Linked DNA regions of Mus musculus: all the other regions are linked to region 3. The links are chromatin loops, found by intact Hi-C in ENCODE. Cell type or tissue: heart. All regions are shown on one strand.

Evidence for each region. A loop is a pair of places that touch in the nucleus more often than their neighbours do. Peaks named below come from ENCODE experiments on the same cell type or tissue, not always from the same donor. Only the 100,000 strongest peaks of a DNase experiment are listed, where the experiment ranks them.
Region 1: a loop joins it to region 3, with 2.3 times the contacts of the local background. A loop is called at or near these places in 5 of 42 quality-filtered maps.
Region 2: it touches region 3 in a loop (1.8-fold over the local background); 3 of 42 quality-filtered maps call a loop at or near these places.

What each region holds. Positions count from the first base shown.
Region 1 is chr8:4,234,093-4,242,092 of GRCm38, reverse strand. It overlaps Lrrc8e (leucine rich repeat containing 8 family, member E), which reads right to left. Exons shown (of 3, transcript NM_028175.2): 3 at 4,623-8,000. The coding sequence ends at 5,929. Map2k7 (mitogen-activated protein kinase kinase 7) reads right to left here and starts at 3,353. Exons shown (of 12, transcript NM_001164172.1): 1 at 3,060-3,353; 2 at 1,358-1,405. The coding sequence starts at 3,183. In heart, a CTCF peak has its summit at 3,200; DNase peaks (open chromatin) are centred at 2,402 and 3,332; H3K4me3 peaks cover 2,773 bases; H3K27ac peaks cover 2,177 bases; H3K27me3 peaks cover 1,440 bases.
Region 2 is chr8:4,511,827-4,519,826 of GRCm38, reverse strand. Cers4 (ceramide synthase 4) reads right to left here. Exons shown (of 11, transcript NM_026058.4): 2 at 4,099-4,272; 3 at 2,837-2,954; 4 at 1,469-1,587; 5 at 1,167-1,224; 6 at 314-364. The coding sequence starts at 4,271. Among named protein-coding and RNA genes, the nearest start is that of Cers4, 22 kb to the right of the region's middle. In heart, CTCF peaks have their summits at 3,454 (motif pointing right) and 4,695; a DNase peak (open chromatin) is centred at 7,446; H3K4me3 peaks cover 558 bases; H3K27ac peaks cover 2,363 bases.
Region 3 is chr8:4,163,191-4,171,190 of GRCm38, reverse strand. It overlaps Evi5l (ecotropic viral integration site 5 like), which reads right to left and starts at 4,624. Exons shown (of 20, transcript NM_001346730.2): 1 at 4,428-4,624. All of the region lies in intron 4 of 4932443L11Rik (a long non-coding RNA gene), which reads left to right. In heart, no CTCF peak of the experiment used is centred here; a DNase peak (open chromatin) is centred at 4,930; H3K4me3 peaks cover 2,054 bases; H3K27ac peaks cover 1,033 bases.

The DNA of each region.
Region 1 (8,000 bases), 71 kb before region 3:
AGATATCCAGGTCTTTTCTAGTTCTGGTAGTTGGGGCCCAACTGTATCCAGACTCACTAGGAACTGTCCACAGCTCACGTCCATGAGTACATGTGTGATCCTTCTTTGTCTGGCAACTCAGCTCTCTGGAGTGACCACACCTCTAACCTCTGTACTCCCTGCCAGTCCCCTGACCCACACAGACCATCAAGCCCTCTTGGGTTGCTCCAGATCCAGGGAAAAGGCTGCTGGCCCCACTCTCTGAAGCATGGATTTGGTGGAAAAGGGGGGAGAGAGAGAGACAGACAGACAGACAGACAAAAGCCCTGAGAACAGAAGTTAGAGGGGTTTAGAGCCACACGGCAGGCCTAGAAAGTAGATTAAGTATAAGTCAGTGAAGGAAAACAAAGTGAGAATGATTGAATGAATGAGAGAAAGCAAGACAGACCATGGAGACATGTACCCACTTATGGGATCCATATGTGTGCAGGCTACCAGCCCAACATACATACACTCATGTGCAAAAAGACAAACATGTACATACAGCACACATACACGCATCCATGTATACACACAAGCTGGGACACACTAGCACCAATAGTGAGCTCTTCTCATTTCTATCAACACAGGTGCTCTCTTACACACACAGGACATTACACACCTAGGAACTAGCACAGCTGATCTACCTAGCATTGGAGACCTTAGGTTGGAGGAAGGGGTGGAGGGGGGAGGTCTTGTTTCCCCTAACCTCTTGGTATACTTTTGTTCAAACCCTGTATCCTCCATAGGCTTTCCCTGAGAGACCCCTCTGCAGAGACCCTACTAGACTATTCTGCTGGATCAGACACATGCTTCGTGACCACTAATGGATCCCGTCCATCCTGCATCCTCAGCCCCACAGGATAGGAGCTTGATCTGTTTTACTTACTGCTAGGTTCCTGGTTCTGAAAGGAGACACAGTACACAAATAATGACACTCATTCACTTCATAGTTGAGACAGATTAAATAAGAGCAGTGCACCTATCTCTACCTACTTTATTTATACACACACACACATCATTGTGTGCCCACTTAGCAGACTCCTGCTCATTAAGGGAGCTCATTTCATCTTCTAGGATTCCAGATTGAGCCAGAGAAGAAATGAGAAGACTAATGGACACAGAGAAAGTATAGCCAGGCTCACATTTCTGTAGTTAAGGGAGAGTGAAAATGAAGACACAGAACTCTCTTTCCTTCTCTCTCTCCCTAAGTTATACACACACACAAATACACCCACACACCCACATACAGCATAGGGTAGGGATGGCATTCTGCAGCTGGGGCAGCGGTTAGGTCAATGTGCAGATATGCAAGCAGCAATGATAAAAAGGCTGGTACCTGCTCGCTGGGACGGGGCAGGAGCAGGGCTTAGAGTGATCACAATAACTGGATGGGGAAAGGAAGAAAAGAGAAAAAAAAAAACACCACAATAAATCACAACAGAAACAACCGATTTGTCCAACAGAAAAGAAATCAAATCATAATGAAGAGGAGGGGGAGGCACAAGGCACCAAACTGCAGAGATGGGTAGAAACCAACAGAGATGGGATGATGGCAGGAAGGTGTGGAGCTGACAGAGACAGACACCTGCAGGGGACTCCTTGGGGCCTGCCAGCCACTAGCCTTACCAGGTCTTACTCTGCTCTAGGGACAGGCAGCTCTTATGGCACCTAGAACCCTATTCCCAACCCTGTCTCATCCACAGGGCCGTGGAGGGATGGCCCTGGAATCCAGCAGGGGCCCAACCTCTGGTCCCAGGCAGAATCAGTGAAATGCATCCCCACCTCTGGGTATCTCCAGTTCCTGGAAGAAACTCCCAGGAAGGAAACGTGGAAGACTTTGTCCAGAAGGGGTAGGGATGGAGGGAATCCTGAATGCCTCTTCAGGAAGATGATCAAGCTGTGAAGGTCAGTCAGGCCAGGTGGCCAGGTAGTGAACAGAATTTTCACCTACAGGAGGCTGCCTTTCCCCTCTTACCATAGTGACCACACAGACAACTATAGTATGTATACTCCAAAGATTACATCACAGAGGATATAAAGAAGACATTCTGCTGAATCAAGAGGGACAGAGGAAGGGTTGGACAGAGAGGGGAGAAAAAAAGCCAGATTCTTTCAGCAAAGACAACTTGGGACAGGGGTATCTGGGATACAACAAGGATGCTAACTGTGGTCATGGTGGACAAGCTGGATGTGTGTCTAGAAAGGAAGAGGAAGCACTTTTGGTACAGGACCGTATGTCAGGAGGCAGGCCCAAAGACAGTAGGCTCAGAAAGGAGGTGCGTTTCTACTCGATGGGACTACACTGGTTACAGGTGTCTGTAGTAGTAGCAGTCACTTGAGCCCTGTAGACAAAGGCTGCCAGGCTGAGAGATGGCTATGTGTTTCCTGAGGGCTAGACAGCAATAGTGAAAAGTAGTTGGTCATTAGAGATATGAGGTGCCCCTGTATGTAGGAGGCAGTGAGCTGGGTCCAGTGACAAGGTCCTTCCAAGCTTAGAAGGAGCCATCTGATATGACCAAAGAAGTCAAATAGAAGCCTCCAATCAAAACGGATGTAGATGAGGACTTAGTGACCTACATGGGCAGATAGGCATGCACGTGTGTGGACTGTCTGCTAGGGGAGGGGACCTCTTGACAGTCACTGACTCGGCAGGAGTGGAACCACTGAATCAGAAGAGATATAACTGTTTGCAGAGTTAAAAGACTTGGTTGTAGTCACAGCGGCGTAGCTTCGAGTCTGAAAGCCTGCAAGGTGCAGGTGACAAGGCTCCGGAAGCCGACCACAGGGTGAGGGACTAAGCTCTCAGGTACCAACGGTGTGAACTTCGGGACCGCGGTACGTGGGCGGAGAGAGTCGCCCTGGAGACTGCCCACCCGACTTCCAGGTCACCGTGACCCTCTCCCTGCAAGCCGACAGCACAGAGAGTGGAGGGGAGGAGAGCTAGCGCCCCGGAAGCGGGGGCAGGATCTGCCCGGTGGGCGGGGCCTCCCAGTGCGCGCCCCGCCCCGCCCGCCCCTCCCCCACGAGGCCGTGCTTACTGGGCCTGGGCCGCTGTGGGCTGATATCCAAGTTGAGGTCGATCCTCCTGCGGGCCTCACGGTTCTCCTGCTTCAGCTTGGCTTCCAGGCGGGACAGCTTCTGCTCCAGGGAGGACGCCGCCATCTTCCCCGCCGCCGCTGCCGCCGCTCACCGCCAGGCCACCCGTCAGTCCGGGGTAGACAAACACCGCACTGCGCCTGCGCTCGGATGACCCCGCCGAGCCGCCGTCCTGCCTAGACCACCCCAGCGCGTGCCCGCCCTGCCTCGCGTGCATAACGCCGCGCGTGCGCACTGGGTTCCAGTAGGAAGCTGATGCCACCTAGAGCCCGAGGCGGGCCTCATGCATTGTCATGGCCTATCGCTGCCTTCCGCAGTGCGCATGCGTGAAGTTTCAGGCGATTAAGCGCTGTTGGAAATCACTTAAAAAAAAAAAAGAAAAAAAGAGAGAAAGCGAAGTCCGGTCAACCGCACGCCTGCGTGCAGAAGCGGGAGACCGGCCAAGCTCGCGCCTTTACTGCACACGCTTACGGCTGTTCCCAGATTATTCTTCACTTCGTGTGCATCTCTAGGGCGCTCTGGTGCCCGCGCCCTCACGGAACAACCTTCCTCGTCTAGGACGGTCTTTCATGAGGACCTGTTATGCTTAATTGCGGCCTGAACTCTCGCTGTTAGCATGGAGCCGCCTCCTCACCGTAATTAGGTGCCCATGGTAATCCCTTTCCATTTCAGCCAGTCCCAGCACAGTGAGAGTAGCCCTGACAAGTGGAGAGGGAATCCAGAGTTGGTGATTCCTGAGCTCGGTGTCAGAATCAAGGTTAAGGCCAGACTTTCTGCCCCATTCCTATCCTTTCGCCCGGAGAATCCGGACTTGAAACCAATGTTATCTGAAGACAGTCCCTGGGGTTAGATGCCTCTGCCCTGCTAGCCCCATCCCCACCCTGCATTAAGTTCTTCCAAGAGTGCTAGGATAAAGTTTGTGTGTAAATTCGGGTCGTTGAATGTGCAGGGACATTCAGCAAGAGACCAAACCCAGGAGGTCAGGCTGCGCACAACTCCGGAAGCAACAGTGAACACTTTGGGATGGGCCTTGGCCTTTAAAGGCTTCTTAGAACTCCTTTGGTAATGACCTATGGGTGGAGCAGAGAGAAGCTTAGAGTTAAAAGGATAAAAGAGGAGAGGAAAATTGGATTGGTTTTGTTTTGTTTTGTTTTGTTTTCGCAACAAGGTTTCACTGTGTAGTTCTAGCTGCCCTGTAACTCTGTAGACCCGGCTGGCCTGGAACTCAAGAAATCCACCTGCCTCTGCCTTCTGGAGTGTTGGGACTGAAGATAGGCATCACCACCATCCAACTGTTTTAGAGGGTGGGGTGAGGTAGATTCTTTAGGAAAAAAAAAAAAAAAAAACCTAGGCAGAAAACTACCCAATTTCTCTTGATTCTACTTCACCTCGTTGAAGTAACTTGGATATCCTTCCTCCCAGGACAGACAGCCTGATTTGATAGACAGGTGTCATCATTTGGCCCCAGTTATAGGCAGCTTAGACAATCATACTGTACAAGGAGGTGGAAATTACCGTTCTCGTTTATTAAGCACCCAGTGGTATATGCTCCCCTGCACAGGAAACATTCAAAAGAAAATCCCTGAATGAACTGGGAAAAAAGGTAGCCTTCACCAGCACTGGACTCAGGTGGGAATGTGTGACAGGAGACTCGGCTTACAGTTTCTTCTTTATGTTCCATGAGCATTGTCCTGAGAAAACACTGCTTAACTTGATGGGACTCCCTACGGCTCGAGAAAAGGGGCTCCATAGCTGACATGTCAGTATTCCATTCTTAGTTGTTTTGAGATGAGCTATGCTCCGTCTCCCAGGCTACCTCCAACCTTTCACGCCTCCTCCCTCCACCTCCAGAGTACTATACAGGCATCTCTACATTACATAGGTTCCACCACTCCTAGATTATGAAATGCTGAGGACGGGACCCAGGGCTGCCTGCATGTCAAGCAAGCACTCTCACAACTGAGCTTCAGTGCCAGCCCAGTCTTTATGTCAATATTTCCATTATGTGGTCTCAGGACCACCTGAATCAGAATTACCTGGCATTCTTACTTAGTAGCAGATTCCTGGCCCCACCCAATTTTTTTTTTTTTTTTTTTTGACAGGGTTTCTCTGTGTAGCCCTGGCTGTCCTGGAACTCACTTTGTAGACCAGGCTGGCCTCGAACTCAGAAATCCACCTGCCTCTGCCTCCTGAGTGCTGGAATTAAAGGCGTGTGCCACCATGCTCAGCTACCCATCCAAATTCTGAGTCAGTATAATTTCAGGGGTGGGGTGGGAAGCATGTAAGGGTTTTGTTTTCTTCCGGGCCTCTCAGCTGATTTTATTACATAGCTAAATGTGAGAGCCATTGTTCTAAGTACCCATCCCTGTCACAAAGGGCTTATAAAATCAGGACTTGCATGAAAGTTGGGATATGGAACTTTGGAACTGGACCCTGTATCCTCTCCTTAGGAGAGAACCCTAAGTATATGCTGATCCTTGTTGGGAAAGGTTGGAAATCCCACTCCCATATAGGAAACTAATTAAGCCAGAATGTTCAGAGGAAGGGCAAGCCAGCCAGCCAAAGACACAGGTGTGGTTTTGGTTGAAGAACCTAAGACTGGTTAATCCTTCCCTAAGGGGTTACACCTCAAATCTACCGCCTCCTGTTTCTCCTCCAGAAAAACCAGTCCCAGGATCTTGTCTGAGCTGCACAAAACCGACATGTCCTGCCTTCCTTCCACTCCTGCTGGACCTCTCTCCCTTGGAATACAATGTTGGGCAGAAACATGTAAAGGCCTCTGTGTCAGCCTGCCCCTTCCCCCACCAGGCTTCATTCCTCCTCCATCTTTTCCCGAACTTCTGCAGGCAGTCCCTCATAAAGGGTGTCCTCCACCAGCAGCCCCGACTTCTTCAGCCCCTTGCAGTCACCAAGTTCTTCTGGCAGTGTCTCCAACCTGTTACCCTTGAGCTCCAGACGGCTGAGGGCCTGGAGGGCAGCCACGTCAGGTGAGAGCTGAGTTAGGTGGTTGTAGCCCAAGAGTAACGTCCGCAGCTTGTGGCAGAAGAACAATTCATCGGGCAGACTCTCGAGTGCGTTGTAGGAGAGGGCTAGATGCTGGAGGCTCTGGAGAAGGCCCAACTCAGGTGGCAGGGAACGAAGCCCGTTGTGGGATAAATCCAGCAGGCGGAGGCCAAAGCACTGGCCCAGCTGGGTGGGCAGAGTCTCCAGCTTGTTGTGACTGAGGTAGAGCTGCTCCAGGCTCCGGAGCTTTCTCACATGCTCGGGCACATAGGCAATCTGGTTGTGCCACAGCCTGAGAGTGACCAGCTTCCGACAGTGCTGGAAGCTGAGGATCTCCTCGATAGACCGAAGGTGGTTGTCCTTAAGGTCAAGTTCCTGCAGAGCCCCCAGGCTGAAGATTGCATGGGGGATACGTTCCAGCCCACAGGCCACCAGCTCCAGCTCCCGTAACACTGCCAGCTTCTTGAGGCTGTTTAGGGCAAGCAAACGAGCCCCATCATTGTGCAGGCTGAGTCGCTGAAGGTGCCCGGCCACATCAGTCACACTGGCTGGCACCTTCCCTGCATTGCTACGTAGAGACAGTACCTTGAGCTGTTTAAGCTCCCGGAGGCTCTCCAGGGTGGCACCCCGAGCCATTTCTGGGGGAAAGAGTCCTTCCAGGTGCAGTTCTTCTAAGCCTCGAAGCCCAAACACCCAGAGGGGTACCTCTCGGAGCTCCTCGAATTTAACACAGATCACCTTCAGGCGATCTCGCAGGAAGATCTGTGATGAAAAGGGCAGCCTGGCTGGTGAGTGAAGCAAGCTGAGCTCCTGAAGGTTCACAAGCTGGGAGAGCCCAGGGGGAAAGGAGATGTCACAGATGGCCTCCAGCCTGAGTGCCTCCACCTCGCTGAGCTCAAAGACGGTGTCAGGTAGTCCAGGGAGCATGCAGAGGCTCAGCTCCAGCCGGCCACGCATGTTACGCTGCAGCTTCTGCCTCAGCTTCTCAGGTGTCCACTCATGGTTGAGGTTGAGTTGCTTAAGGCGGCTCTCACTGACTTCAGAGAGGAAGACTGCAAAGCGTTTGGAATAGAGGGAGTCGTACTGGTCAATGAGGTGGAGCATGAAGGCAAAGTCATTCTTAACATCCGGGATATCGTTCATCCCTGTCTCCTCACGCACAGAACGGAAGGAGTACTCTTTTAGGGGCCTATGGAAGAGCCAGTAGAGTGTATACAGGCAGGTGATGCCATAGACACACACAAAGGAAATATAGCAGAAGGCCAGCTTAGAAAAGAGGTGGGCCTTGGTGTGGTTGCAGCAGAAACTGGCATACCCCGTGATCTCTGATGTCTCCACCCTACAGGCCACCAGAAAGCTGATCTTCTCCACATAGATCAGGTTGTAAACCAGGATGGCAAAAAACTTACACACTTTGAGCACTGTCTGCCGGATGTACATGGAATAGAGGATGTCACCCTCTTCCACGTGCACTCGGAACTTTTTGACCTTCTCGAATAGGGCCTTCGCTTGCTCGCCCTCCTTCTTATCCAGCAGAGTAACAACTGGAGGCTCAGACACCACCTTTTCGGGCTCAATGAGCACTTTCTCCTTCTCACCTTCACCCACCTTCCCCGACCCTGCCCCTGTGGTGGTTACCGTGGTCACCATGGCCCGTCCAGAAGCTGGGCCCTTGTGATTTTCTCCAGACACCTCGGACAAGGCCCGAGTGGTCCATGGAGAATCAAAGCACTTGCCCAGGATGGAGATGAAGTGTTCTATTTTGGAGCTGGTACCAGGGAATTTGAACCAAAAGCTGGTACAGACCATAAAGATGAGAGTATGGATAACCACCAAGTAGGGGAAGTATTTGGCATACCAGTGGAGGGCAGTCTCATAGC
Region 2 (8,000 bases), 350 kb before region 3:
AAGTTACAAGGACTCAACTTATCTGCCTGGGACACTAAAGAGGAATGAGGCCTTACACCTCAGAAAGGCTGTGAGAGTCTCAGGTACCAAGAATACTAGAAACACTGGGCCCTCAGCACCAAGGCAGGCTATGAAAGGCCAAGCTTCATCACACAGGCAGGTAGGAGGGGAGGAGATTCATAATCCAAGCAGGCAAGAAGGGCAGGGCCTCATCATACAGGCAATTATTGGGGCTGGGCCTCATCAGCTAGACAGCCTGGCTCTTTTGCCTTGACCACAGGAACTGAGCTTCTCCACAGTCCCTGCCACTCACCTGATGTGGGTAATTCTCCCAGCACAATGATGGCGACCACAACCATGATTCCTATGAAGGAACAATGAATCTCAAGCTCTACAAAGGCAAAAGTCAGCCTCCTACCCTGAATATGAATCCCCATCACCAAGGCTTCCACGGCCTTCTAGGTACCACTTCCACTCTTCCCTGCTTTTACACTTTATTTTTATATTACGTAGCTCACATTGCCCTCATGTTCATGATCCTTCTGCCTTCAACTCCTGAGTGTTAAGTCTGATGGTTGGTTTTAATTGTCAACTTGACACAATCAAGAATCCCCTGGAAAGATGCTCTCAGTGAAGGTGTGTCTGTATTACGCTGGTCTATGGGTGTGCCTATATGAGAGACGTTCTTAATGGGGTTGAGATGGAAAGGACCATCCTGAATGCGGGTAGCACTATTTCACGAGGTGGGCCTTACACTAGATGATAAAGAGAGTGAGCTGAACGCTGACATGCATGCATTCCTTGTTGTCTATTCCTGATTGTGGATGTAACCAACTCCCTCAGGCTACCTCCCCTGCTATGACAGACCAGACCTGGAACCATGAGCTAAAATATAAAATATAAAATCCTTTCTCCCTTGAGATGCTCTTGTCAGGATGTTATTACAGCAACAGAAAACAAAAACAAAAACTAGGAGAGCATGCTCTCTCCTCCACCAGAGCTCAGCCCTCTTCTCTCCTCCCTTGTTCCATCTCTGCCCTCCCACTCCTCCCCAGCAGATTCATTCACTGCAGATGGCCAGCTCCTGGTGCACAGTAGGTCTTCATTAAGCACCTATGGATGCTTGTAAGGTAGAGGCCTTCCCTTCTACCGTCAGGTTTACTCACATGGTAGAGGATGGAGGTGCCACCCACGAAGGAACACAGATAGAAGACAAACCTCCAGCTGCAGAAGGGGAGGAAGCTAGTAAGGCAGCTATCAAAAGAGCAGTGTCCAGGACCCAGGGGTGGAGCCTCATCTGACAGGGAGACTGAAAGGGAGTGTGGCTCACATCTCAGGGAATCTGGGAAGGGAAGGACCTCAAGTACGAGGAGGCTAGGAGGGAGGAGCCCCCTCACCCAGACAGGCTAGGAGGAATGGGGCCTCATCATTAAGAAAGACCTTACCTCCCCCTGAGCCCCACAATTACCAGGCTTCACAGAATTTCTTGGATAAGGAAGGCCGATCCTGGTTCCGACGTCTCCTGAACCAGCGTTGAGTCTGCCGAAGCGTGAGGCCACACTGGGAAGCCAGCAGGACCATCTGTGTCTGAGAAGGGAGTAATGAGGGGAAGGATTATACAGGCCCAATGCCGGTTTCGTACCCTTTGTTCCTACTTTGATTCCCCACTGAAGCTTAAGATCTATCCCACAGAGAAAAGAGAGGAGGGTAAGGTGGCATCTACTTCAGTTCCTGCCTTCACTTCCTGCCTTCACTTCCCTCAGCAATGGACTGTTACCTGAAAGTTTAAGTTGAAATGAACCCTTTCTTCTCCAGCTTGCAGTTGTTTGCACTGCAACAAGCAGCAGAGTAGGACACTACCCTAGGCAGGCACTCAGCTCTCAGCTCTATAGAAGCTATTCTATTCCCAGACAGGGCACACTGCCATCACGTCCACCTTACCCAACAGAACCTGACCCAGACCAGGCCAACTGGGCTGCCACACCATGGATGGGAATGGAGGCAGAACCACAGGGCTGCTTCTGACACTCCAGGCACTCCACTGGATCAAAAGCATCTTGTCCCTTCCCAGAACTGGGACGAAACCTACTCTTCTGTTTGTTGAGTGATCATAAGGTTGATGTTCCAGACTAAGAGAGGAGGGCTTCATATGCCAGGAAGCCTCACAGTGGTAGGACCTCATGTCCCAAGAAACCTGGGAGGAAGGAGCAGGGCCTTAAACCCCAAGAAGCCTAGAGGTACAGAGACTCATGACCCAGGAAGGCTGGAATGCCAGTTTCAAACTCTGGGAACCCTGAGAAGGATGGGACCTTCAAGTCTCAGGAAGACCAGGAGAGAGAGACATGGCCTTGTGTCCCAGAAAGGCTACACAAGGACAATTTTATGCCTCAAGACCTTGAAAATAAGGTTTCCCCAGGTCCCAAGGAGAACAGGAAGGGCAGGGCTTCATACCCAGGAAGCCTAAACGGGCAGATACTCTTGGCTCAGGGAGATGAGGAACATGGCCTTGCTTTCAAGAGATAGATGAGGGATGGGGCTTCAAAGCCTTGAGGCTAGGAAGAGTAGCCTCGTACTGAGAGAGAAGTGGTTTCAAGCCCCGCAGAACCAGGGAAGGAGTGACTGATCCACTAGTCTCTGCACAGCAGGAAGAGGTGGGGGTCTCACAAACCAGCAGACAGAGGAGAGAGCCTAACATACCAGGGAATCTGTGGGTTCAAGTTGAATCTGTGGGTGTGTCAGAGGTCCCTGTCCAACCTCTAATAAGGGACACACACCACTTCTATGCCTGGGTCCCAGGGCAATCACCATGCAGCTGTCTAGAGAATATGGGGCTCACCTCCTCTGGACACTGCTTCATCCTGAGGAAGTACTTCTCCAGCACCGGGTTGGGCTTTATCTTTCTCCTGATTGGATCCTGCACACCCATCCACCGGCTCAGGGGCAAGGCCACAAATCTGAGTGTGAGAGAGACAGAACTCAGAAGAATGCAAATGAAGGGATGTGACTATAACAGGAGGAAAGTGAGAGGACCTGAGGCTTGGGGAAGCCTTACCAGTATGTATAGTTCAAATCTATCTGAAAAGAGGGTTTGGAAGCCCAGAGCCAAAATGCCCACGTGGGCAGGACAGAATTTTCTGCCACTACTCCCAGCTTTAATCCCTCAAGGCCAAAGGGATTACCTGTATAGTGCATCAGACCAAACCTAAGAAAAGACACTATAGCTTTGTCTTCAGAAGAGAGATGTTCAGACCAGTTCATTGGGAACCCAGGATCCTTCACCCATATTCAACCAAAATCAAGTCTTCTCACTACCTGTGTCCTGGTGACCTGGGTCTTCACCTCTCTGCATCAGGTTACTCAAGGGCGGGCCTAGGCATGCTACCTGTTAAGTCTGATTTACCCTCCCTCCCATCCTTCCTGCAGCAGATACCTGGTTAATCAGTTACCCACATTGCCCACAGGAGGGTGCCCCAAGACCACAGATGGAGACTGAACATCAGCTCTTTAAGGAACTCAACTCCTTCCTTAAGGCCTATCTAAACTGAGCTTCCCACAATTCCTACAGGCCCAGCTGATCTTACACACTGTATATTCTTAGTCATGTTACTAAATCTTTGTGTGTCTCCATTTTTCCTTCTGTAAAATGGGAGTAATAATAGTACCGTGCCATATATTGTCATCAAGCATTGAGTTAAGACATACATACATCTTAGATGACAGAGAAAAAGCCCTCAAAAAAGAAGTATATGAGGGCTCTGGGCAGACGGTTCAGTAAGAGTCTTTACCACACAAGCATTTAGTAAGTGAGTTCAAATCCCCAGCACACATGCAAAAACTTGGGTGTGGCCACATGCCTGCCTGTAACTTCATCTCTCTGGCAGGTTGGGAGATGAAGGATCACTTAGGGCTTGCAACCCACCAACCTAGCTCTGGGCCACTCAGGGAACCTATCTGAAGGTACTAAGAGAATGATAAAGGACATCTTGATGTCCTCTGACCTCTACACCACACACACACACACACACACACACACACACACACACACACACATACACACACACATGCATACACCCTGCAGGGCCACATCATGGCACTTACCTCTCAAAGACAATTCGCACAGCCACCAGGACCAGAGCCACTGGGAAGGCAGCAAGCACGTGGTGAGGGTGGGCGAACACCAGGCCATCACGGTCCTCCAGCTCTGCCCATGTGACATTGGGTGGTAACCAGTATGTCTCCTGCCACAGCCACTCACTCAAGCTGAACGACATGCTGTGGATACACAATCAGGTAAGCATAACTCAACTCAACTCAACTCAAAGGGTGTGTACAGTAGGACAGGCTGAATCTTCAGTGCCACTAAGCATACTACTTGAAGAAATGTCAGAACAAGGGGAATACTGGAGAGATCGTTCAGTGGTTTAGAGCACTTGCGGACCCACACCGCAGCTAATAACCATCTGCAACTCCAACCTGAGAAAGCCAATGCCCTCCTCTGACTCCCATAGGCAATGCACCCAATGTGGTGCACAGACATACAAGCAGGCAGAGCACCCATATACAATATGGTGGTTTGAATGAGAATGCCTCCATAGGCTCAAATATTTGAATGTCTGGTCCCTAGTTGGTGGCCTGTTTAAGAAGAATTAGGAGCTGTGACCTTGTTGGAGGAGGTATGTCACTGAGAGTTGGCAACGCCCACTCCAGGCCCAGTGTCTCTCTGTCTACTACCAGCAGGTGAGGATGTAAGCTCTCAGCTACTGCTTCAGTGCCATTTCTGCCTGCTTGCTGCCATGCTCCCCACCTTAGTGATAATGAACTAACCTCTCTGAAACTGTAATTGAGCTCCAATTAAATACCCTCTTTTATAAGTTCTTTTGGCCATAGTGTTTCATCACAGCAGTAGAACAGTAACTAAGGCACACATAAAAATGAATAATGTTTTTAAAGCCGGGTAAATGGTATTTCTGGTTTATCTAAGAAACCATTTCCACAGTTAAATCCTGGAGGTTCTGACCTATTTCATGGTCAATCCTTGAAGAGTTCACAGTATTAGGATATAGCAAAAAAAAAGTAGGACGAGCCTTGGAGCTGGTAAGGCATGTCCTTGTGGCTGTGTCTTGCCTGAGGCCTTCTTCTATTGCTTTCTTCTGCTTCCTGGACACCATGTCTCAAACTGTTCTACCCCACTACACCCGCCCCACCATGGTATAATGACACTCAAGTAGTAACCCAGAATAAATCTTTTTTTCCCCTTAAATTGTTTATGATACATGCTTTGTCACAGTGGTGAGATTGCTTAACTGAGGTTTGAAATATGCTTGCATGATCTTGGTTTTGGTTTCTTGTGGGGATCAAGGTCACCACCCTTGGCTACATAGTGAGTTTGAGGCCATCCTGGGCTATACAAGACCCTAAATAAAAAGAAAAATCAAATTCACATGGCAGGAAAGAAATAATAAATCAATAACGAGAACTGTAAGTGTCACTCAGTAGCCACTTGCCTAGAACACAGGAGGATCAAGTTTAATCCTCAGCACCCTCTCCCCTCCTCCATTTTCAAAACACAAAAGCATTTCAGATGCACACTAGCACGTACTGTTGTCTACACAAAATGCTATCAACATAAAATTCAAAATTAGGCCAAATAAATGTATGCTGCTGAGGTTGGTTGGCTTCCTGTGGCTACTCTTGCAAACTGGTTGTCTGGCAGTTCTATATATAGGTCAATAGTTCTAAATGGATCTCACTGGGCTCAAATCACGTTGCTAAGCTGGTCTCCTCTAGAGGCTCCTGGGAGAATATGAATATTGCCTTTTCCAGCAACAAAACTCAAAATTCTACATCTGGGCTATGCCCCCAGCTCCTGACTCAGGGATTCTAAGCAGTCACTCTTGAGGAAGTAAGATGAAGGGCTTCAGGGTTCCTCAGTTTCCATTTTCTCCTTTGAAACTCAGCTCCATATCCTCACATCTCATATATCCAGTCTGAAATATGAGTACAACAGATATGTACTTTACTGGGGAATGGAGTGGAGGTGAGAACAGGAGGTTCCATCCTGGCTGGTTTAATTCCTGGCTCAGTCATTTACCAGTTATGTAACCTTGGGAGCAGATGCCTTGCTCTCTCTGTGACTCAGTTTTCCCATCTGTAACTGGGATCCACAATAGTTCATTCCTAATAAGTGGCTGGAAATGACGCCTACAGCCGTGTGAGAACAGTGCCAGTAATGATTTGGGGGAGGGAAGTGGTCCGAGAAAGACTGAGGGGTCACTGGTATGTGGCAGCTTCTGGATGATGCTTTGTGTGGTGAGTGGTTTATGCGTACATGGGCAAGTCCACGAGCTCTGCATGTACATGTGGAGCCCAGAGGTAGACCCTAGGTATCTTCCTAAATTGTTTCCCACTTTATTTTTTTGAGCCAGGTTCTCTCACTGTACCTATAGTTTACAAGCTGGCTGGAATGCCCAGTGAGTACCCAGGATCCCCCTGTCTCTAATCCCCAGCACTGGAATCAGAAGCATTTCTGTGAGTGTCTTCTTGCTTGCAGAGCAAAGGTGCCACGAGGCAGTGGGTGCTTTTCTTCTTCATGCTCCACTCCTCAGGTCCCCACACTCCCAGTTCTGAGAGTGGAACCCAGAACCAGGCTAGGCAAATGCTCTCCAATAACACATACACCCAGCCCCACACTGGTAGATTCTAGACAGACAATCTACTTTTGAGCCACAACCCCAGTCCTATGATGGCACTCTACCACGAAGACATGACCCTTGCCCCTCACTGGGGGATTCTAGAAAGGGTCTTTTCCACTGAGTCACACTCCCAGATCCACAATGGTAGATTCTAAGCCTGTGCTCTACTGCTGAACCATCCCCCCTCCCAGCCTCTTATTAAGAGGAGCCTAGGGAGGTCCAGCCCTCCTGGTGGGTTCTAGGTAAGGATGCGCCATACAATTCCAGCTCCTTACTGGAAGATGCTAGAAATATATTGCGTCTGCAGTGCCGGGATAGGTCCCATGGCCCGTCAGATGCTAGCCAAGCACTCACCAGTGAGCCACCCCCACCACATCCCCCAGCACCTGGTTTTCAAAGTCAGGGTCTCCCAGAATATCCTGGCATTCAAAATCCTCCTGCCTCTGCCTCCCCAGTTCTGGGATGGAAAATGTGCATCACCACCAGTTTTCTAGGTGATTCCTAGGCAGTTCTCAGCCTGGAAACCCTCCTGACCTCTATTGTCCTTCCCTTAAATTCTATGCCTTGTGCTCAAGTTGGGTTAGGCCAGAGCAGCCTACAGGGCAATGAATGTGAGCGAGGTCAAGCAAAGAGTCAGTGTAGGTTGCTGCGCCAACATGTCCGGTCTCGACCTTTATTATCCTCAAGGCCCTCCTACCCCTGTGTTTCTCCCTTCTCCCTCAGCTTGCCAGCTCTTTGAAGCCCGGCTGGCTCCTCTCCCAGCCAGGCCCCTCCACCTGGAACTCAGCTGATAATCCCTCTTACTGACTAAAAATATCCCTCGAGGAGAGAGACCAGGGCTTTGTGCTAAGGGGCCCAGCATAGGGACCAGCTAAGCTGAAGGGAAGAGAGAGGCAGGGAGGAAGGGAGAAAAGAAAGGCGAGGGGAGTGGAGAAAGAGCTAAATATCCTACCCTGCCCTGCCTACGGTGGGGGTTGGGGACTGCTGTGTGTTTAAGTTTGATCCTAGCTGTTCGGAAAGTCCTGTTGTAACCAGCCTAACAGGGATAAACTCACTCTAAACAAACACTTTGGGCCCCTCACTTTGGCTATCAGAGTATTGAAACAATGAGCCCCAAGAAACTGGAATTTCCCCCCACCCTCAACCCCAGCCCCAACCCCCAGGAATCTCCAGCTGGGAGAGAAGAAAGTCTAAAGCCTGGGCCAACAGAGGAGAACTTTCTCCAGGAATGAGGTTTACACTTTGCCAACAACTTGTCAGACCACCTCGCTGAAGACAGGAAACCCAGACAGCACTGGACGGGACCAC
Region 3 (8,000 bases):
AAATGCATAGACATACATGTAGGTCAAACAGGGACACACATAAAAATTATTAAAAATAAAAAAGCAGAGAAGGGATGGCAGTCATCTGTAATTCAAGATTCGGGAGACAGAGACTGGAGATCTCTAGGCAAGCTGGCTAACTAGACAAACTGGAGAGCTGCAGGCTCAGCAAGAGATCCTGTGCTACTAGATGAAAGTGGAGAGCAATAGAGGAAGACACTCTGCCCTCCACAGGGAAGTGCATCTTCACAGACAATTGTGCACATGTACAGAACATACAAGTACATCATACATACACACAGGCAAAAACCAACTACTTAATATTATTTCATAGGGCCAGGGAGATAGGCCAGTACTTTCCATAAAAGCATGAGGACTTGAGTTGGAGGCCTAGCATCCATGTAAAAAGTCATGCACAGTGGTGTATGCTTGTAATACCAGTGCCAGGGAAGCAGGGGCAAGAGGGTCCCTGGGGCCTAGTGAGAGACTGATTTCTTTTTTTAACCCCCCCTTGCCCCGGCCAAGAGAGGGTTTCTCTATGTAGCCCTGGCTGTCCTTAAACTGGCTCTGTAGAACAGGCTGGCCTTGAACTCCTGCCTCTGCTTCCTGAGTTCTGGGACAAACCAGCATGCACCAACCACCACCCAGCTGAGAGACCTCTTTCAAAAAACAAGGTGGACAGAGTCTGGAGATATGGCTCAGTGGTTAAGAGCACTGGCAGCTCTTGCAGAGAACCAGGGCTTGATTCCCAGTACCTACATGACAGCTTAATACATATTCTGAGGAATGACACTCACGGCTGACCCCTGGACTCCACATGTACACGCACACACATGCGTTCACTCATATGTGAAATATTAACACATACACCTACCATGTCCCCTACAAACAAAATGTTTCACAAGCACATGGATACATGTTAAGAACAGACATTAAAGTGCAGGCAAAATATGCCAAAGGAGCATTGGAAACGTTCCTCTGAGGGATGGTATCTTCTCCAACTGGGGTGTGGACACAGGGAGCATGTTAGCTCTCAACAACTTCCTTCTTTCTAGTGCTTGACTTTGGCTTTCCTGGAGATGGTATGGTTTGTACCTTCTCCCAATTTTCCCAATCTCAGATCCCTTTTTGACCATGAGTGCCTGATGGTCTGTACTGTCATATGGATCACATTTGGTAGACGCTGGCCTAAAGGGTAAAGCTCATCCATCCATCTGTCCATCCCTAGAAGTCACTCACGCATCCCATGAAAGAACTATGCTGGTGCCCAGCCCCTGTCCAAGTACTTCTGGGACACCCTAACCTGCCACGCCTGCCTGGTGACTGCATCCATAAGTCATCCCTGTCACACCTTCCTGGACGTCCTTTCTCAGAGCTCTTACGGCAGTGTAAGTAACTCTGTCTCCTGCATTCCTACTGCAGCAGCAGCAGCAGCAGCAGCATGTGATAGCAAAGGAACACACTGGAACACTGGCTCCTTTCGGTCGGTCGCTCAGAGGATTAAATGAGATGATATGCAAATGATGTTTGGCATAGTGAACACAAGACAAGAGCTCAATCAATGTGTGCTTCTGGGTCTAACTCTTCCTCAAGCTGGCTGTGCAGGCTTTAGATACAGGCCATCTGAGTCAATTCCCTGGGCACAGTGGGGTTATCACCCATAAACACTGACTTGACATTCTACAAGACTTGTTTCTGATCTACTAGTACCTATCAAAGCACAGACACAAAAGACAATGTATCTATATCCCCAGGCTACAGCAAAGCTGTGTTGGCTCTACTCAAAGACTTAAAGCCTTCTTGTACTTTCTACAGAGTTCACAGTCTATCCCAGGGGCCCTTTCTAACCCGCTGTGTCCATCTGTGCAAAGTCCCCTGGGGAGTGGGGGGAGGTCTTGCAGCTTCTCATGTGCCACATGACCTTCAAGTCTTTTCATGCACTCTTGCTCTCAAATGGACATGATAAACTTCTATCTTGTGTCCATCAGGAGGGCTGCCAGTAGTTAGTTCCCCATGTCCTCAGTCCTTCCAGAAGATGCCTGCATGACTACAAGTCCCACAACAGATCATCTTTTTTCTTCATTCTTTCAGCCCTGATTTAAGCCAGCTTCCTGCAAGATGGCTAAGTCCTTCAGATATGGCTACTATCCACTGAAGACAGGGATCATCAGGGCCAGTGACAATACCAACTTTGCTAGGTGTGTGTGGGGTCTGTTCTGCTAAACCCCACTGTTCTGCTAAACCTCACTGCTCCCAGGAAACACATTAGGCCACACCCTAATCTAACTGGCTTGACTGCAGCAGAATACTACTATTCTAAGGGCTTTTTCCCCCAACCCCCATTTTCCAGATGGAGAAGTTGAAGTTCTAAGCCAAGATGAGTTTTTTTTTTTTATTCAAATCTGTTCAGAATTTGTTTGTAAATATTCTACAAGGAAACCTAGGCTTTTTATCTGGGTCTTTCCAGGCATAACCAAATGCTTGTTAGGAGCTGGTTTGTTCTGGATTCTCCTTTACACTCCCTAGTTCTACAACTACAGCCAGTTCTGCAATCTCTTCTTTCCTCTCTGTCTTGTGCCGGGGCCAAGCTACCTGTGATCCCTTCCAAACCACCACAGTCAACCGCAGGAATCCAGAGGGAACCCACAGGTGGGACCCTAGGATGGGAGCTGTGGGGCAGAATTGGTAGGGAGAACCAATACAATACAACCATGAAGAGTGAGGGATGTGGGGAGTCTGGCTTAATGACAGATTGGCTGGGAGTGGTGTATATGGGAGTGGGGGTGTCAAGCAGAGGGGGTTGTCAATCAGAGCACTCATCCTTTCACACACACCCCCCCTGTCTTCTTCACATTTTAACCCTTCTGAAAATATTCCTTAAAGAGGTGCTTGCTTTTGGCAGGTCTGACCCAGTCTGAGCAGATCCCACATGCTAGGAGGAAGCTGTTTTATTTTGACCAAACATTGGTGGTGGGTAAAAGAACTCACAGGGCTCTCAGAAACTGGCCTTGATGAGCACCTTAGATGGCAGCACTGTCTATATCATCTGAGGCCAACAGATGCCATAGGCTCAAGGATGCTGGTCCTACCAGTCTGGTCAGACTTTAGGATTGGGGCCAGGAGCCGCTGGAAGATCTCACTCCCCATGGTATGTATAGGGAGGTGCCATTGATTTGGAGATGGGCACTGGTTCCTTTTGGGACACTGGTGTAGGAAAGAATGTCCTTCCTATTAAAAAGGATAAGAAAGAGAGAGGGGGGGGAGAGATTTGTGGTAGGTAGATCTTAGGCCCTGACACGCCCTGGAGTCCCAACTCAAAGAGAATGGGGTGGAAGGGACAGGCTAGGTGCTGGGGACAGAGCTTGCCACCTCACAATCTTCTGTCTTTTGTCTGAGTTAGGAGGTCTGTTGAGGGTACTGGGCTCAAGAAGGTGTATAGAAGTTCTCATGTGTGTGTGTGTGTGTGTGTGTGTGTGTGTGAGAGAGAGAGAGAGAGAGAGAGAGAGAGATGGGGGGGGGAGAGCACTCATGGGCCTGGGTCTGGGTTGGGCCCTTAGGTTCCTGTATATTTAGGGGTATCTAAATGACCCCACTCTGTATCAGAAAGATGGATGGGGAGGGTGTGTCTATGGGGGATGGGATTCAGCACTATCTTTTGGTCTTTTGGGAAGTCCTGAGTGTTCATTTCTTCAGGAAGATGCCATCTAGATGGCTCAAGATCAGCAACAGTGTATAGTCTTCTCAGAAGACTAGAAGTGATGTTTTTTTTGTTTTTGTTTTTATTGGAGCCCTTGAGCAGGAGGGGTGCCAAGTGAGCAGGCTGAGCTGATGTCTCTGGATTCAGTTGGGAATCTTTCCGTTTAAGAGGTGAGGCATGGGTTTCTGTGGAGTCAGAAAGAAAGAGTATAGGGCTCTGATCTTGGTCTCCTTGGAGAGGATGAGGGTGTAGGCCAGACACAGAAGACAGGAAGCCAAGTGGGAGGTTTAGGGGGATGTAAAGGCAAGAGATGTGCAGATGGGAGGGGTCCTGGGACTCGGGGTGGTGGTGGTGGTGGTTGTGGATTGGAAAGGAGACGCTCATGGTGTGTGTGTGTGGGGGGGGGCAGGTCTGCAGACTGGGGGATGGGGAAGCCCTGGACAGATTCTAACAGAGGAGTCTTGGGAAAGATGTACAGAGGTCCTGAGCCTGTGGGGGACGTCGCGAAGAGACACTGGGTCTTAGGAGCCCTGGGAGGGATCCTGAGGGGATCGGGAAGGAGGGTGGGCGGAGGCCGGAGTTCCAGGGTCCGGGACTGGGAATGCCAAGGCTCCCAGCGTGGATTCTGGAGGCGAGGCGACCCCAGGTCACGCTCCTGGTTTGGCTTCCCCGCGGGGCCCCGCAGCACTGACGCCCCCAAGGAGAAGAGGCCCGGTTCGGGCCGCCCTACCTGCGCCGAGAGCGCCTCCATCGCCGCGCCGAGCCTCGCTGTCCCTGCGCTGTGTCGTCCGATGCCCCGACCCACGGTCACGTCTGCTCGAGGGTCCCGCAAACCCCGCGGCCCGGCCCCTTTCAATCAGCCACCCCCGGGGACCGCGGCCGTCGCTGGCTCCGCCACTGCCATTTCACCCGCTGACAGGAGCCGCTGCCCCGCCCCCCGCCCCCCAGCCCAGTCAACCAATTCACCGCCCCCTTAGGCCTTTGGCTCCGCCCACTGTAGAAGAATGACATAAGACCTGACCAATCCATAGCCACCCCGTGAGGCGGACCCTGGCTACGGTTCTCTGAGGAGAGGAGCGAATTGAAATGAGAGAATCTGTGATGGACATCTAATTTTACCTATCAAAATAAGTAATAATATTGATCGACACCTAAACTACTAATAGTGATGGGCGAGAGGTGTGCCTCGGAAGGAAAGCTGAGGCCTTGAGCAACCCTTAGCTGAAAGCACTAAGCCCCGCCCAGAGCTGGAATTCTACCCAATCATGAGAGGTTCTGAGCCGTCCATTACTATCTGCTCTTCAAACCTCGTCCCTGGTAACTGTTGAGATGGGAGGGGTGTGCTGTGAAAGAGATCCTGACTTCTAAGCAGTCAGCGACACTGATGGAAGGCGGGCTCTTGTATTTGACCAATGGAGTCGTGAGACTGGGAATGAGGTTGGCGTCCTGGGCGGTAGGACTTAAGGCCATGGGCTGAATGAAATGGAGGAGTTAATGAGGAGGCGTGTCTCGGTGCAAGGATAGGCGGGACCAGACAAGGGCCGGGCTCCTGGCTTGGGTTTTAGATCGGGCGTATGCAGAAGGCCTCTCTTCAGAGCCAGCATCTCTGTGGTGGCCGGGTGGTTAGGTCAGGTCCTACCCTTGCTGGGTGAATCTGGCATCAAAACGCCGATTGCATCCTTCATTTGCCCCAACCATTATCTCTCCTGGGACGGGGCGGGGCGGGGCGGGGATGGGGTATAGAGCGGCGGAGGGGGTGTCAGGTCTCCTTTGGGTCCAGAGCCGCACACGTGAGAGCTGCTTTAAAGGCTTGAAGAATGAATGAATGAATGGGACCTTGGTTCTTTTGCCGACTCCCCCTTGTCCTCGTTTTTTTCCTCCTCCCCTTTCTCCTTCCACTTTGTTTTTATTTTTTTTTTATTTTAATTTTTGAGACAGAGTCTATTGTAGTCTTAGGATGACCTCAAAATTTTCTGTGTAGCAGAGGGTGACTTTGAACTCCAGATCCTCCCACTTTTCACCTTCCACTCACCACCTTGGCCAGATCCTAGATTCTTTTAATAAGTAAGTGAGGGCAGAGAGCATGTATGACCCATCATTGACAGCTACAAGACTTGAGAAGAGGATGACTCCAGGGTGTGGGTTATGGGCCTTGGACAGGGTGGGGCAAGGAAGGATGTGTCATAGAAGGAAAGCTGAGATCATAGGTTCAGCAGGGGGAGTGGTTCCCCTCTGGAGGAGACTGATGAGTAGTGGAGTACAGCCTGATTCACAAAAGGCTACAAAAAAGTTCAGCATGATGGCTGAAGATCGGGGGGGGGGGGGGGGGACACGAGGGGAAACAGAGGAGTCTATTCAGAATAGGGACTGTCAGGATTTCTAAGGTTTGAGATCTTAACCTTTTGTATAGTCAGGGCTTCTATTTGATACTAACAGTTGACAGTCACATGGATTTTTAAATTTTTAATTTTGTTTTTGTTTTTGTTTTGTTTTGTTTTGTTTTTTGAGACAGGGTTTCTCTGTATAGCCCTGGCTGTCCTGGAACTCACTCTGTAGACCAGGCTGTCCTGGAACTCAGAAATCTGCCTGCCTCTGCCTCCTGAGTGCTGGGATTAAAGGCAAGCGCCACCACGCCCGGCTTAAAATTTATGAGATAGGGTCTCACCACAGCTCAAGCTGGCTTCCAACTCGCAGCGCATTTGACTGGTGTCAAACTCAGAATTTTCCTACCTTAGTTTCCAGAGTGCATGGATGTGTATTATAGTGTTGATCTCATACACTCTCCCTCTTTTATCTATATTGCCCCATTAAAATTTTGAAACTGTTAAGAAAAACTAGACTATTACTAAATACTCAGGTGATTGAAAACCTCATTCCATCCACATTTCTGTATTCCTTTCCCTCATCTAAAAAAAAAAAAGAGAAGAAAAGAAAAGAAAAGGAAAGAAAAGTTCTTCTACAGCCCGTTTGTGTGCTGTGCTATTTAACAGCATCAAGTTGAAATCAACCTCCTGCGGAGGATGCAGCTCAGTTGGTAGAGTGCCTACCTAACTAACATGCACGAAGCCCCAGGTTTGATCCTAGCACGTTGGTAAAAAAAGATATAGTAGTAAACACCTGTAGTCCCCAGCTCAGGGAGGTGAAGGCAGGAAGACAAGTTCGAGGCCGTTCTCAGCTCCACAGTGACTCTGAGGCCAGCCTAGGTTACATGGAAGCATGGCTCAAAAGAGGAGGATAGGCACCTGAACAGTTCAGTCGGGAGTTAAGATTGATAATTGCTCTTACAGAGGACCTGAGTTCACTTCCCAGCACCCACATCTGGTGGCTGACAACTACCTGTAACTCCAGTTCTAGGATATCCTCTTATGCCTCTTTTGGCCTCTTAGTACAGTGAAATTATTTTGAAAAAAAAATTAAAAATTTCTTATCTATATGTTTCTATCTATCTATCTATCTATCTTTTTTTTTTTTTTTTGAGACAGGGTCTTACTATGTAGCCCAGGCTGTCCTGAAGCTTGTTCTATATACCAGGCTGGGATTGAACTCACAGGGATCTGCCTGACTCTGCCTCCCAAGTGATGTGATTAAACGAATGCACCACCGCAATCCAGCTTTTATTTTAAAAAAATTTTTTTAAATTAGTTCAGTTTGTCTTCATGTCACCTGAAGAGGCCAGAAGAAGTAATTGGCCCCTCTGCAGTTGGACAAGCTGCTGTGAGCTACCCTACCTGAAGGCTGTGAAGCAAACAGGTTCTGTGGAATACAGCAAGTACTCTTAATCACCGAGCCACCTCTTTAATTGCTAAAAAGAAATTTTGGGAAATCTGAGGATGTAGCTCAATAGTTGAAAACTTGCTAAGCATATATGAGACCAAAGCCTTCATCCCCAGTGCCACAAAAAAGTTTTTTCCCCCCTTTTGGGACAAGACCTCATTTAGCTCAGGGTGGTCATACACTCAGTAGCCAAGGATACCTTTGATCTTCTGACTCTCCCGTGTCCACCTCTTAAGAGCTTTAAATACAGGCAGTGCCACCAGTTAGGTTTTATATGGTGCTGGGCTTGAACTCACAGCTTCATGCATGCTAGGCAAGCACTATACCAACTAAACCACACCCCCAGCCTAGTTAATTTTTATTGTTTTGAGATGGGGTGGTGGTGTCTGTTCCTCAGGCTGGCCTGAAACTCCAGGGCTCAGGGGATCCTTTGGGTTCAACCTTCCAAACAGCAGGGCTTTAGGCATGTGTCATGGTACTCTCCATGTACATAGTCACTTGTATCAGGAACACTGTTTTCTCTTAGCAG